2 separate regions of the Homo sapiens genome follow, and region 1 is linked to region 2. Evidence: chromatin loops called from intact Hi-C (ENCODE). Cell type or tissue: PC-3. All regions are shown on one strand.

Region 1 (4,000 bases), 97 kb after region 2:
TAACAGCTTTTTAAAAGGTAAACTTTATATACATTAGAATGCATAGATCTTAACTGTCCAGTTTTGGCAAATGGGTATCTCTCTCAAACCCACATCCTAATTATGATACAGAGTGTAGAGCATTCAGTCTCTACAGAAAACTTCATTTTCCTTCCTGCTTAATTAGTTATCCTAGCCACTGTTCTAAATTTTTTCCATCTAATCCATTAGATTAGCACCTGTCCTGGCTTTGCTCAATCCAAGGGTGCTTTCCCCTCTTCTGGGTCCCATTCACCTGTGGGTCAGTTTAATTATGTTACTAGATTGAGGTAGAATTCTTTTGTTGTTTGGAATAGTCTGAGATATTACCATTTGGTGACATATAATTGCAGAGAATTGTCTGAAATATATTTTCTTATTTTTTAGCCCCGAATTAGAAATCTAATATCCTTGGAATATTTAATTTTCAAACGATAGTTAGAAATGTTATTAACTTAGTCATAAGCTTTTCCAGTGTTACAAGCAAACTTATTGTAATTACTTATTTTTTTCCAGATGAAACAGTTTCTTCTACTTTATTGGATACAAAGTGGAATAAGATTCTAGATCCCCCTTCTCACCGGCTGTCATTTAACCCTACTTTGGCCAGTGTGAATGAATCTGCAGTTTCTAATGAGTCACAACCACAACTGAAAGTCTTCTCCCTGGCTCATTCAGCTCCCCTGACCACAGAGGAAGAGGATCACTGTGCTAATGGACAGGACTGTAATCTAAATCCAGAGATTGCCACAATGTGGATTGATGAAAATGCTGTTGCAGAAGACCAGTTAATTAAGAGAAACTATAGTTGGGATGATCAATGCAGTGCTGTTGAAGTGGGAGAGAAGAAATGTGGAAACCTGGCTTGTCTGCCAGATGAGAAGAATGTTCTTGTTGTAGCCGTCATGCATAACTGTGATAAAAGGACATTACAAAACGATTTACAGGATTGTAATAATTATAATAGTCAATCCCTTATGGATGCTTTTAGCTGTTCACTGGATAATGAAAACAGACAAACTGATCAATTTAGTTTTAGTATAAATGAGTCCACTGAAAAAGATATGAATTCAGAGAAACAAATGGATCCATTGAATAGACCGAAAACAGAGGGGAGATCTGTTAACCATCTGTGTCCTACTTCATCTGATAGTCTAGCCAGTGTCTGTTCCCCTTCACAATTAAAGGATGACGGAAGTATAGGTAGAGACCCCTCCATGTCTGCGATTACAAGTTTAACGGTTGATTCAGTAATCTCATCCCAGGGAACAGATGGATGTCCTGCTGTTAAAAAGCAAGAGAACTATATACCAGATGAGGACCTCACTGGCAAAATCAGCTCTCCTAGGACAGATCTAGGGAGTCCAAATTCCTTTTCCCACATGAGTGAGGGGATTTTGATGAAAAAAGAGCCAGCAGAGGAGAGCACCACTGAAGAATCCCTCCGGTCTGGTTTACCTTTGCTTCTCAAACCAGACATGCCTAATGGGTCTGGAAGGAATAATGACTGTGAACGGTGTTCAGATTGCCTTGTGCCTAATGAAGTTAGGGCTGATGAAAATGAAGGTTATGAACATGAAGAAACTCTTGGCACTACAGAATTCCTTAATATGACAGAGCATTTCTCTGAATCTCAGGACATGACTAATTGGAAGTTGACTAAACTAAATGAGATGAATGATAGCCAAGTAAACGAAGAAAAGGAAAAGTTTCTACAGATTAGTCAGCCTGAGGACACTAATGGTGATAGTGGAGGACAGTGTGTTGGATTGGCAGATGCAGGTCTAGATTTAAAAGGAACTTGCATTAGTGAAAGTGAAGAATGTGATTTCTCCACTGTTATAGACACACCAGCAGCAAATTATCTATCTAATGGTTGTGATTCCTATGGAATGCAAGACCCAGGTGTTTCTTTTGTTCCAAAGACTTTACCCTCCAAAGAAGATTCAGTAACAGAAGAAAAAGAAATAGAGGAAAGCAAGTCAGAATGCTACTCAAATATTTATGAACAGAGAGGAAATGAGGCCACAGAAGGGAGTGGACTACTTTTAAACAGCACTGGTGACCTAATGAAGAAAAATTATTTACATAATTTCTGTAGTCAAGTTCCATCAGTGCTTGGGCAATCTTCCCCCAAGGTAGTAGCAAGCCTGCCATCTATCAGTGTTCCTTTTGGTGGTGCAAGACCCAAGCAACCTTCTAATCTTAAACTTCAAATTCCAAAGCCATTATCAGACCATTTACAAAATGACTTTCCTGCAAACAGTGGAAATAATACTAAAAATAAAAATGATATTCTTGGGAAAGCAAAATTAGGGGAAAACTCAGCAACCAATGTATGCAGTCCATCTTTGGGAAACATCTCTAATGTCGATACAAATGGGGAACATTTAGAAAGTTATGAGGCTGAGATCTCCACTAGACCATGCCTTGCATTAGCTCCAGATAGCCCAGATAATGATCTCAGAGCTGGTCAGTTTGGAATTTCTGCCAGAAAGCCATTCACCACTCTGGGTGAGGTGGCTCCAGTATGGGTACCGGATTCTCAGGCTCCAAATTGCATGAAATGTGAAGCCAGGTTTACATTCACCAAAAGGAGGCATCACTGCAGAGCATGTGGGAAGGTAAGTTGCATGTATACACTCAGAAATCGGGCATGCACATTTTGTAATGCTGAATTAAATAGTAATAAAGGCAATGTAAGGTGAATATATGTCTGGTTGAGTTGACCTAAATAGCATTTTTGAAAACCCAGTTCTAGTAAATTTCTATATAAAAAATGATGTCACTGATTCTTAGATAGTATTTGTAATTTTTTTTGTTGCCACGATTTATGCTGAATCAGTTTTTATGAAGAGATGAGAATTGAGGAAGTGTAAACTTTGTGGTTTCTGTATTGATAGCTACTTGGTTAATGTAATAGTTTGAAATAAGGAAGTTATTCTTTCAGTTTAGGAAATATTTGTCATTAACTTATTGCATTATTTATTGAAAAATGCATTTAAATACAAAAAATAAAAATAAAAATTACATTTAATTGTTGAAAAATATTACACATAGAATCCATCCTACTTTTTTCTGTGAGATTTTTGCCATTATACAAAACATTCTGGAACTCTTTATACACATGCACACATATTTTTGTCTTTTCTCCCATATAACTTTGATACAAAGTAGAGTTGAAGTCTGTAGATTTTTATGACAAGGTTGTAAGAATGATATTCCTTAGCTCTCCCCAAATTTTGTTAGCTAAAAACACATCTTTTTTGTTTGTTTGTTTAGAGTTGTAAATAAGGAAGGAAGGAGATTTTATATTTTTGAGATATGGTGTCAGGTCTAGAATAAAATTTCAGCTTTGTTACTATTAATTATATAACTTTACTAAGCCTTAGTTTTATAATCTGTAAAAACAAACCAAAAAAGATTAATAACTTTTATTGGGCTGTTGTCAAGATTAAATGAGATCTCAGAAGTCATAGTGCTCAATGATTAATCTCTACCTCCCTTCTTGCCTGATTTTTTGGTCCATCTGTATTAATTAGGGTGCTTTCAACTTCAAGGAACAGAGTGTTTGACCCCCCAGTGACTTAGGTGAAAATAACATTTATTTCATGTAAACAGAAGCTATGAGACTCAGTGATTTATGTCTGGGTGCAGAGACAGGATCGTGGAAGTTCTCTCGGTCTTCCCCTCATGTCAGAAGATAGTATCTCAGTTCTAATTATCGGGTCTCAACCTGACAACTTCCTAAGCACAAAGAAACTGGCTGGGGGGCAAAAGAGCCTACTCTACTCTTGGCACCCTCTTATCAGGGAGGAAGGGACCTCCAGCAACTTCCTTTAATTTATTGGCCAATTTTAGACCATAACCAATTACAGGCAAAGGGGACTGGGATTATCTAATCAATCATGATTTATCTCCTGGGGCTGAGCACAGTGTTGCCTGAAAAAAAGTGGGATTCTGTTAACAAAGGAGAAGGGGA
Region 2 (4,000 bases):
AAAACAGGTGAGAGACATTTTAGAAGCAGAGGGCAAACTGAAAACGATGGAATGAAATTGAAGAGGATGAAATGATTTAAAGTGGACTACTCCGATCAGCGGGGAGGTTGTGATGATAAAGGCAGCTGCTTTCAGCAACAAGGAGAGAAAGTGTGAAGCAAGAGGAAACTGGTCTTGGGAACAAATGAATCATCTTCTTCATGTAGTAGCTATGCCCTGGGTTGCATGATTATTCATAAACAAATGCAGGTTTCCTGTGGTGGCAGTGATCTAGGCATGAAAAATACAGTGCTAATATTAGGTTACAGCGCTAATGATCTCAATCAGTTGAAGGGCCCTTTTCCCTTGACTAAACATTTTTTAGCAACAAATGACCCTTACAGCATTTTGTTAATATTGTTGAAAGGACTGTTGGGGCATCAGGTTGGGGACTGAAGGGAATCTCAGGGTCTACTTCCAGCTCTTCCTTAGGTTGGATATATTTCACATGTAAAATGGTAGCATAGGACCTAACTCATAGAATCACTGCGAGGATGAATCATGGTTTCCCTTTGAGCCCCAGTTTCTCTTGTTATAGAAAGGGCATAGTGATTTTTTTGTGACTCAGGAGTATGTGGCAAAGGCACACTTAGGATTATGCAGGAACAGCTTTCATTAAGAGAGCTACTAGGTGACATCTTCTCCATGGTGGCTGCTCAATTATTAAATGAATGATTCCTGGAGACCTTTTGTAGTTTCTATTATTTATCATCATTAGGCCATAACCTAAGGTAAGGTGAGATTGCCTTATAACATTTTTTATACATAAAAAATACTGGTTGCATGCTGCTATCTGCTGTGCAACAGAATGTCATAGGATCCAGTGTATGAGGCTCTATTCTTCCATGGAGGGGTGTTACATAAACCCATTAGTGAAATTTAGGGAAATTTCACCCAGACTAGGGAGGATGAAGAATGGAGCATCTATCTTTTGACAGAAATACAGTTACACACACACATACACACACACATACACACACACAGAGAGAGAGAGAGAGAGAGAGAGAATGAGAAACAAAAACAGAGGAGTACAAAATTGAGCCTAAGAAAAAGAACTGGAACCAATAAAAATTGTAACTAACATTTATTAAGTATCTTCTATGGGCCAGTCTCTTTATCTCCAATCTTCAACAACCAGCAAGGCAGGCAGGAGAAAACTGAAGTTCAAAAATGTTACATAACTTCCCCAGGGTCATAAAGCTATATATACATGACAGAACTGGAACTGGTAGTGTTGGTATGTGTCTGACACCAAAATCACTACACATTCTAGTATACCACTCTGTTAAAAAAGTGTATTTGGAAAATTTAGGGATCAGAGGATTTGGAGAATTTTCTTTCCCTACTTCCCCTCTGACAGTCGTGTTTGTTTTTGGTTCTGATGTTTGCACCCTAGAGGCTGACTGGGATCAAATATGGGGCATCTGTAAACAGAATGATTCCATAGCCCCCACTGTGTAATAATTTCCTTCCTTCAGAGCCTTACTAGGATTTGCCTGGGATGAGGGGTGGAAAGGTGGGAGAGAAGAGGTTGGGAGGGAGAGGATGTTAGTAAAAGATGGGTGATTCTTTGCTTACCTTTAAGTTGTTTATGAATTTCAGGACAACCCGTTGGCTATTCTCTTCTCTGGCTTGGCATATATATATATGTATGTATTTTTTTTTCATTTTTGTTTTGTGGGGGTGGTGGTTTAGGTGTTAAGGGTTTGGTTGATATCTGTAGAAAATTTCTTAATGATCTACACAGTAGATAAAAAAACAAGTTAAGGTCAAAGACAATTCCTTCGTCTGTTTTGGGAGACGAGTGTGTATGTTTGAAAAAAAGGTTTGTTCTGGGTCACTCTTCTTTCATCCAGACGCATTAAAGGAATTAGAAGGGGGTCTCCCTGCCACCCCCGAAACCGTGAGAGTCAAACGGAGATTCCCTTATATTCCTGCTCTCAGGTGCGGGTCCGAGTGACAAGAACGTTCACGTATCTTCGGGAGAGAACGAAAAGGTGCTCGGGTCTGGCGGGGGCGGGGAACGCCAGGGGTTGGTGGGAACTGAGGGGCTTCCGGTTCCCGGGAAGCGGAGTCCCGGGCCGGCCGCGGGCCGCGGGCTACGCAGGGAGCACGGGGCCCTCGCCGCCCCCAGGCCGCGCTCCTTAGCGTTCCCTGCGGCTCGTGCCCAGCGCGGCCGCCGCAGTCCCGACGCCGTAGCCGGACGTGGGGTCCAGGGGGCGCTGTGGCCCAGCGGCGCCGGCGGCAGGAGCGGCCACCCGACGCTGGAGGCTTCGCTGAGGATCCCCGCCTGCCGCACCTCGGTCGTCCCGCCGCAGCCTTGCGCCCCCGGCCCGGCTCGGCGGCGCTCCTCCGGGATCCGCGTGGCTGCCGCGGCCCGGGCGCCGATGCGGCTGGGCGGGTGCCGGGCCTTAGCAGCAGTAGCAGCCGCAGCTGCGGCTACCGCAGCTCCTACAGGAGTGGGAGGTTTCGCGGCGGCGCCTGGGGCCGCGCCGGTGCCCTCCGGAGGAGGCTTTCGGCTCAGGGACGACCCCCGTGGCCATGCTGAAGCGGAGGCGGCCGCTGCTCGAGGTGAGTGTGGCGCGGCGTGGTCCGGGGCTCGCCGGCCTCCCGCCGCCTGTGGGGGCCCTGGCGGCAGACCGCGGGCCGGGCGGACGGGGCGTCCTGCCACTGCGGTCGCCTCCCCCACCCTGCGGTCCTGGGGCCTCAGCCCTTTCTCCCCGCGTCCCCCGGGAGGCTGAAGGCCGTGGGGGGCGATTAGGCCCCGCGCCGTTGGGAAGCCCTCGCTCCGGCCTCGGTTCCGGCGCGGCCGGGTGTGTGGAGCTGGGGGCCGGCAGGAGCACGGCCGCCTTTCGGGTTTGCATGGGCCCGGGCCGAGCGCAGCCTCTTAGCCCGGGCCCTGCACGTACATCCCGGAGGGAGGCAGATGACGCCTGTTTGCAAACAAGCTTTGGCTTCCACGCGTCCCATACCGAGTCCCTCAGAATCCCGGTTGTGGCGGGGAAAGGGGGAGGAGAGGAAGGCCAGGGTGAGAATTGGGGGTGCAGAGAGTGCGGGACCAAGAGAGCCCCTGCTACTCCTGGAGTGTCATTCATGGATCTGGCTTGCTCGAGAACAACCTTTTGCGTCTTATTTGAGGTGAAATTTCATCACCTGCCGGTTGCTCATTCCTGCCTCTTTATATTATATCTTGCCTCTAAGCGTGGTCTGCCTTGGAGAAAGCCCCATCGCATCTTTGCGATGCTAAGTTTTGTAGATAAACACTCACAGTTATAAAAACGTCTTTTACAAAGGTCTGCCCCCCACACCCCGCCAGAAGAAATATTTTTATGCTTCAGTGTTCGGTACAAAAATGTTCCACTTAAAGAGATCCAGAGAATAGTTGGCAAAAGGATTTTAAGTCCTCTTTAAGTGCCAGCTACCCTAATAAATACCTGAAGGAAATGGGATACATGCTAAATTTTAGAAATAAAATGATTTGTTCTGATATTAATGTTGAAAATGCTACTGATTACAGTTTGATACCGTAAGTCAGATATTTATGTTTTGTGAGAAATGTGATTACAGGTTATTCTTGTTTTCCTGTTATGTATGTGAAAGTTATAAGACTTATAGGTACTTGCAAAACTTTTATAATCATGAAAAAATATGCTTATTGTAGAAAACTTGGGAATTATAGAAAGGTACCATGTTGGCTCTTAATAAATATTTAATAATAGGAGAAATCACCCATAATCTCACAGATTGTAAACAGTACAGGTTTATAATGGGCTCGTACTGACAGTGATTTTTAAAATTATTATTTCTGTATATTAGGTTTAAAATTATCTGACTGTTCCATTTTACATTGTCATTTGTATAAGACCTGTAAAAATATTTTACTAAATTACATTGGAACCATGTTGAATTCATCAATTAAAACAGAAGAATATGGGTAACTACCTAAAAGATCCCTGACTTA

The links. Peaks named below come from ENCODE experiments on the same cell type or tissue, not always from the same donor. Only the 100,000 strongest peaks of a DNase experiment are listed, where the experiment ranks them.
Region 1: a loop joins it to region 2, with 2.6 times the contacts of the local background. A loop is called at or near these places in 5 of 110 quality-filtered maps.

Annotation. Positions count from the first base shown.
Region 1 is chr1:52,236,954-52,240,953 of GRCh38, forward strand. ZFYVE9 (zinc finger FYVE-type containing 9) reads left to right here. Exons shown (of 19, transcript NM_004799.4): 4 at 535-2,642. Among named protein-coding and RNA genes, the nearest start is that of ZFYVE9, 97 kb to the left of the region's middle. In PC-3, no CTCF peak of the experiment used is centred here; DNase peaks (open chromatin) are centred at 688 and 1,698; H3K27ac peaks cover 1,449 bases.
Region 2 is chr1:52,139,794-52,143,793 of GRCh38, forward strand. It overlaps ZFYVE9 (zinc finger FYVE-type containing 9), which reads left to right and starts at 2,296. Exons shown (of 19, transcript NM_004799.4): 1 at 2,296-2,610. LOC107984956 (collagen alpha-2(I) chain-like) reads left to right here. Exons shown (of 5, transcript XM_047439476.1): 1 at 1-7; 2 at 1,400-1,496; 3 at 1,642-1,688; 4 at 1,984-2,610. RefSeq lists a silencer at 2,096-2,955. In PC-3, CTCF peaks have their summits at 2,234 and 2,433; a DNase peak (open chromatin) is centred at 218; H3K4me3 peaks cover 2,711 bases; H3K27ac peaks cover 2,195 bases.